Regions from separate parts of the Homo sapiens genome. Here region 2 is linked to region 1. The links are chromatin contacts, found by Hi-C or POLR2A ChIA-PET in ENCODE. All regions are on one chromosome and are shown on one strand. The core of a region is the stretch at or near the end of the contact, and the rest is flanking DNA. Distances in the headings are between cores, read along the strand shown. Region 1 holds the start of TSBP1-AS1 (TSBP1 and BTNL2 antisense RNA 1). Region 2 holds the start of TSBP1 (testis expressed basic protein 1).

The links. Hi-C counts contacts between places; a loop is a spot of excess contacts on that map. ChIA-PET counts read pairs that join two places held with the same protein, here RNA polymerase II (POLR2A). Pooled maps may share reads with other maps.
Region 2: a map of endothelial cell of umbilical vein shows a loop between it and region 1 (9-fold over the local background). The contact joins the promoter of TSBP1 here to the promoter of TSBP1-AS1 in region 1. A Hi-C loop is called at or near these places in 2 of 168 maps with a recorded cell type or tissue (Calu3 and endothelial cell of umbilical vein), 3 of 37 single-sample maps with no recorded cell type and 12 of 50 pooled maps. POLR2A ChIA-PET finds 5 or more read pairs at or near these places in 4 of 52 experiments (B cell, activated B cell, activated CD4-positive, alpha-beta T cell and 1 more).

What each region holds. Positions count from the first base shown.
Region 1 is chr6:32,253,810-32,256,584 of GRCh38, reverse strand. It overlaps TSBP1-AS1 (TSBP1 and BTNL2 antisense RNA 1), which reads right to left and starts at 1,412. Exons shown (of 4, transcript NR_136245.1): 1 at 1,171-1,412. RefSeq lists enhancers at 259-915, 916-1,573.
Region 2 is chr6:32,370,520-32,373,294 of GRCh38, reverse strand. TSBP1 (testis expressed basic protein 1) reads left to right here and starts at 1,392. Exons shown (of 26, transcript NM_001286474.2): 1 at 1,392-1,601. The coding sequence starts at 1,589. The region is part of intron 2 of TSBP1-AS1 (TSBP1 and BTNL2 antisense RNA 1); the gene reads right to left.

The DNA of each region.
Region 1 (2,775 bases), core at 163-2,662:
AGAACAACAATTAGAATTACAGTGGATTTCTCACCAAAAAACCCAAAACAGGAAGAAAGTAGCACAACATTTTTCAACTGCTAAAAAATAAGACCTATCAGCCCAGAAGCTTATATCCAGAGATAATACTCCGAGGAAACTTCAAACACATTTTTAGCAATGTTACAGAATAGTAATCAATTGTATTCCTCTATGCTAGCAATAAAAAGTAGGAAGCCAAAACTGAAGCACAGTACTATTTACAACCACTCCAAAGAAAATTAAATATTTAAGTATAAATCTAACAAAATATGTACAGAATCAGCAGGCTGAAAACTACAAAATGCTGATGAAAAAATAAAAATAGATCTAAACAAACGGAGAGACATGCAGTGTCATTTAACTGGAAGACAACAAAGATGTCAATTCTCTTCAAATCGGTCTATAGGTTTAACACATTTCCTATCAAAAGCTTCCTTTTGTAGATATAGACAAACTGGTCCTAAAATCTATATGTAAAGTCAAAAGAACAAAAATTGCTAAAACAATATTTAAAAAGAATAGTAAAGTAGGAAGAATCACACTATCCAATGTTAACATTTACTACTGTAGATTGCCAGGCCAAGATGGCTGATTAGAAACAGCTATGGTCCACAGCACTCACAGAGAGGAACAAAAGAGGCAAGTGAATACAGCATCTTCAACTGAAATATCCAGGTACTTGCATTGGGACTCATCAGGAAAACAACTCGACCCACAGAGAACAAAGAAAAGCTGGATGGGGCGACAGCCCCCCTGGGAGCGACACAGAGCCAAAGGAACCCCCACTCCCAGCCAAGGGAAGAAGTGAGTGATGGTGCGACCTCAGGAAACCATGCTTCTCCCATGGATCTTTGCGACTGGTGGATCAGGAGATTCCCTCATGAGCCCATGCCACCAAGGCCTTGGGTCCGACACACACACAGCTGTGTGGAGTCTTGGCAGAGCAGCTGCTCAGACACACACAGAGACCCACGAGCTTTACATACTCTGGCCCAGGGCGGAGCGCAGGAAGGGCCCCAAAACAGATCATATCACAACTGTTGTTCTGGGAGAAAGTAAAAGTCAAAAAAGCATTGCATTTAATTCAGGTTTCAGCCAAACTGCGAGATACCACGTTATTTAAGAGGCAGGCGGAGGAAGGAAACCTACCGCTTTGGAAGAGGCGGAGGAAATCGCTTTCTTCCCTGTGACTCAGCCCTGGAGGAATTTCCCTTTTGAAATCTTGCGGTGTTGAGTAGGACCGCCAGGCCGGCAAGCAGGAGGCGGCCTCCTCGTAACCGCCAGGCGGCGACACCTAGGGCGGCGCGGCCAGGAGGCGGGACCCCTTCTCCCCTCGCTGTTCCCCCTCGCGCCCCTTCTCCTCTCACATTTCCCCCTCACAAGCCTTCTCCCCTCCTGGTTCCCCCTCAAGCGCCTTCTCTCCTCAAATCTCCCTCAGCTTCCTTCTCTCCCTCCCATTTCTCTCCCCATTCTTTTACCTCTCCTAGTCCCGCCTTCCCCAGCACGATGGCACCTCTCTCGCCCTAAATCTTCTCCCCACTCCTCTCAACCCACTGACCGCCCTCGCCTCCCCACCCCCATCCCCTCTTCCCGCACGCACTGTCTACCTTTCTGCCCCTCCGCACTCCCGGACTTCTCAAGCACATACACCCAGCCTCATCTCACCCAACCCGGCCTATTCACTCCCTGAACCACCCCACCCCATCATCCTCTTCCTCCCCCATCTTCCTCCTCCCCAGTAGCTCTTCCCCCTCTTCCTCCTCACTTCCCCACCCCGTCACACCCCCCTCCCTCTCCCTGCCCTCGGTCTCTTCACTCCATCTCCTCCCTTTCACTGTGCTGTTTCGCGGTAGGAAGAGAAGAGTGGTGATACCTGAGGAATAAAAGGTATAACTCCCTCCCCAAACACTGCTAAAATGACTCTGAAAATAAATAATCAGGCAGACAAGGGGAACAGGGAACAGCAACAGACTGTAATGCTTTTCTGGAAAACTGGTGAAAAGCGGAGCTGATGAAAGTGGAACCTATTGTGCATCCAAAGAAATGCTACACAGAAGGAAAACCACTGTTTAGACAGAGCCCTAAATCTCTAGAAATGGAAAGCTAAAAACTAAGAAAGTCTAGGGTAAGAGGGTAAACCTGAAAAAGATGGACCTATTGAAAATCTGTATAAGAAGGAGTTAGGGCTGAGATCTTTCCCTTATTCTTGGTCTGCACATCCATGAACCTAACTTTCCCCCAATACCATTTTTGACTTAAAACAAGAATCAGTAAACTTTTTCTATAAAGGGCCAAATGTTTACTTTGGCTTTGTAGGTCCCTATGGGCTCCATCACAACTACTCACCTCTGCCTTTATAGCACAAAAGCAGTCATAGACAATACATAAATGAATGAAGAACATGGCTATGTTCCAATAAAGCTTTACTTATGGAGACTTAAATTTGAATTTCATATAATTTTCACATGTCACAAAATATTATGTGACATTTTACATGAAATGTAAAAATCATTCTTAGCTCATGGGCTATACAAAAAAAAAAAACAAGTTGCAGACTGTATTTGGCCCATTGGGTGGTAGTTTGCTCATCCCTGGCTTAAAGAAAAAAACAATTAATAAACCAGGAATAAGGCCAGGTGCAGTGGCTCACACCTGCAATCCCAGCACTTTGGGAGGCTGAGGTGGGCTGATCACCGGAGGTCAGGAGTTCAAGATCAGCCTGGCCAACATGGTGAAACCCCCATCTCTACTAAA
Region 2 (2,775 bases), core at 143-2,642, 120 kb before region 1:
GAAGACTGAAACAAAATGTGGCTTTGTGAATACAGTGTGGGCTTTGGAGTCAGAAACTCTGCCATTTGTTGGCTGGGTAACTTCTAGTGTCTCTCTCCATCTCAAAGAATTTCATCGTACAGTTTATTAGGGATTAAACAAGTTTGTGCTTATAAGGTACCCACTATAGAACTTTGTAGTCAATAGACACTCAATAAAAGGTGTTATTACTCTTCCTTGTTCTCCACAGTGGCTTATGAGATCCCATTTACTGGCTCACTCTTCCTAGCACCATAGACCTCTGGACTGGATTTCTTCTTGCTATCTAACTCCAACAACTTGACTTCCTTTGTTCACCTTCATTTGTTTCAAGGCTCTTCTTTTTTTAACTTTTAGTTTTAAGGGTACATGTATGTAATTGTTTGTTATATGGGTAAACTGTGTGTTGTGGGGGTTTGGTGTACAGATTCTTTAGTCACCTGGGTAATAAGCATAAAACCCAAGAGATATGCTGTCTCCCTCCTCCTAGCCTCCACCCTTAAGTAGGCCCCAGTGTCTGTTGTTCCCCTCTTAGTGTCCATGTGTTCTTGTTGTTTAGCTCCCACTTATAAGTGAGAACATATGGTATTTGGTTTTCTGTTCCTGCTTTAGTTTGCTTAGAATAGTGGTCTCCACCTCCATCCATGTTGCTGCAAAGGACATCATCTCATTATTTTTTATGGTTGTGTAGTATTCCACGGTGTATATTTACCACATTTTCTTTATCCAGTCTGCCTCTTTTTAAATATAGTCATTTTTCTCATTTTTAATTATCAAACATTTATAAAATGCTTATTCTGTGGAAGGTTCTCTGCCTCAAGAGTTACAAACATTAGGCTGGGCACGGTGGCTCACGCCTGTAATCCCAGCACTCTGGGAGGCCAAGGCGGGTGGATCACCTGAGGTAGGGAGTTTGACACCAGCCTGACCGACATGGAGAAACCCCATCTCTACTAAAAATACAAAATTAGCTGGGTGTGGTGGCGCATGCCTGTAATCCCAGCTACTTGGGAGGCTGAGGCAGGAGAATTGCTTAAACCCAGGAAGTGGAGGTTGCAGTGAGCCGAAATGGTGCCACTGCTCTCCAGCCTGGGCAACAAGAGTGAAACTCTATCTTCAAAAAAAATTAAAAAAAAGAGTTACAAAGATTAATGATGTACAATCTCTGGCCTTAAAAATCTCTGAAAAACTAGAAATAATTCTAAAGCCCAGAAAGAGTGAGTTCCCTTCCAGTATCCTATACAAGTTCAAGGTCCTCCAAAGCATTATTAAATCTTCCTAGCCTTTTGATCCTCTGCCTTTTCTCCTGCCTCACTAATGTTCTAAGTCTCTGTTATGACACAGATTCTAGAACCTTCACAGGCCACACTCCCATCATTTGCTTAGGTCTGATCAATCTGCTCCACACAATTTCTCAGTGATCCTCTGCATCTCTGCCTACAAGGGCCTCCCTGACACCCAAGTTCATATTGCTCAGAAACAGTGAACTTGAGTTTTTCGTTTTACCTTGATCTCTCTCTGACAAAGAAATCCAGATGATGCGAGACCTGATGAAGACAATACATGGAAAATGACAGTCTTGGGTATGGACTAACTCCCTCTTTGAGGCTTCCTCAACTCTAGTAGTTCAGGAGTCTCCTCTTAGGGACTTAGGGACTTTAACACAACTGCTTTATCTTCCTTGCCTGCTTCCTTTTCAAATTCAGTATTTTTTCTTTCACTCTTATTGATTCCTCTGGAAGCCTGGGGGAAACAACCCACAGTTAACTAAGCTCTAGGCTGATAGTGCTGGTTTCTCCTTTGGTTTCTAGAGTTTAAACTGAACAAAGAAAATAACCATCCTCCGTAGCACTAGGAAAAATTCCTTAGCCCATTATCTCACTTCCTGTAGCATGGTCACTCTATATAATCTGCCTCAACTCAGAAATAATGATTTCCTCTCATTTTCCCTATTAATAGGGTGGACCATCTTCTAACTGCCCTATAGACAGGGCATTTCAGACACTAAAGGAAGAAAAGGAATATACAGTAGTACTGAGTACACCATCTAGTTATCCTTTCCTCCCCGATGAGTTATTTAACACTAGAAAAAAAAAATTCACATAATAGAGGGCATATTGACTACTTGCTGTTCATTTTAGAGGTACATTAGTAGAAAATCTCCAAAAGTTGATTTGGCAGGAGAATTTTCTCACAGGACCAAACACCTAGAAGACTCAGTAGACAAATGCCTAATCTGCCCTGGTTGGAGGTGTGTTATTATATCTTGAGATGGATTCACCTATTGTTCGTTTGAAGTAGTCTTAATGTGGGTGTAATCTACTTTCCTAGTCTTTCAGAGCTCAATATTCTTCAGAGTTTTTACTTTCACAGGCAGTTTTATGGTTGTTTTTTTCTTCTTTCCTTTCTCTCTCTCTCTCTTTTCTTTTTTTTCTCCCCCGATCCTTCATAGCCACTGCCCTTTATAACCATATGATATTGTCTAAGATTTTTCTCTCCTATGACTGCAAGACTCTATCTTACATCAATTGAATGCAGATCAATGACACATAAACAAACACAAGTTAAGCAATCCCAGCATATTTTATCCTACTAACCACAATAACAAACCTCGCAAATATCCATCTTATCATCAGGAGGTTGGCAAGTGATGGCTGAAAGGTTTTTCTGTGACAAGAAATTTCTGTCCTTTGCTGTGGCTTTCATTAATAAAACCACCTTCAGTCAGCACCCTTCAGTCAAGGTGCTGAAAGTTTT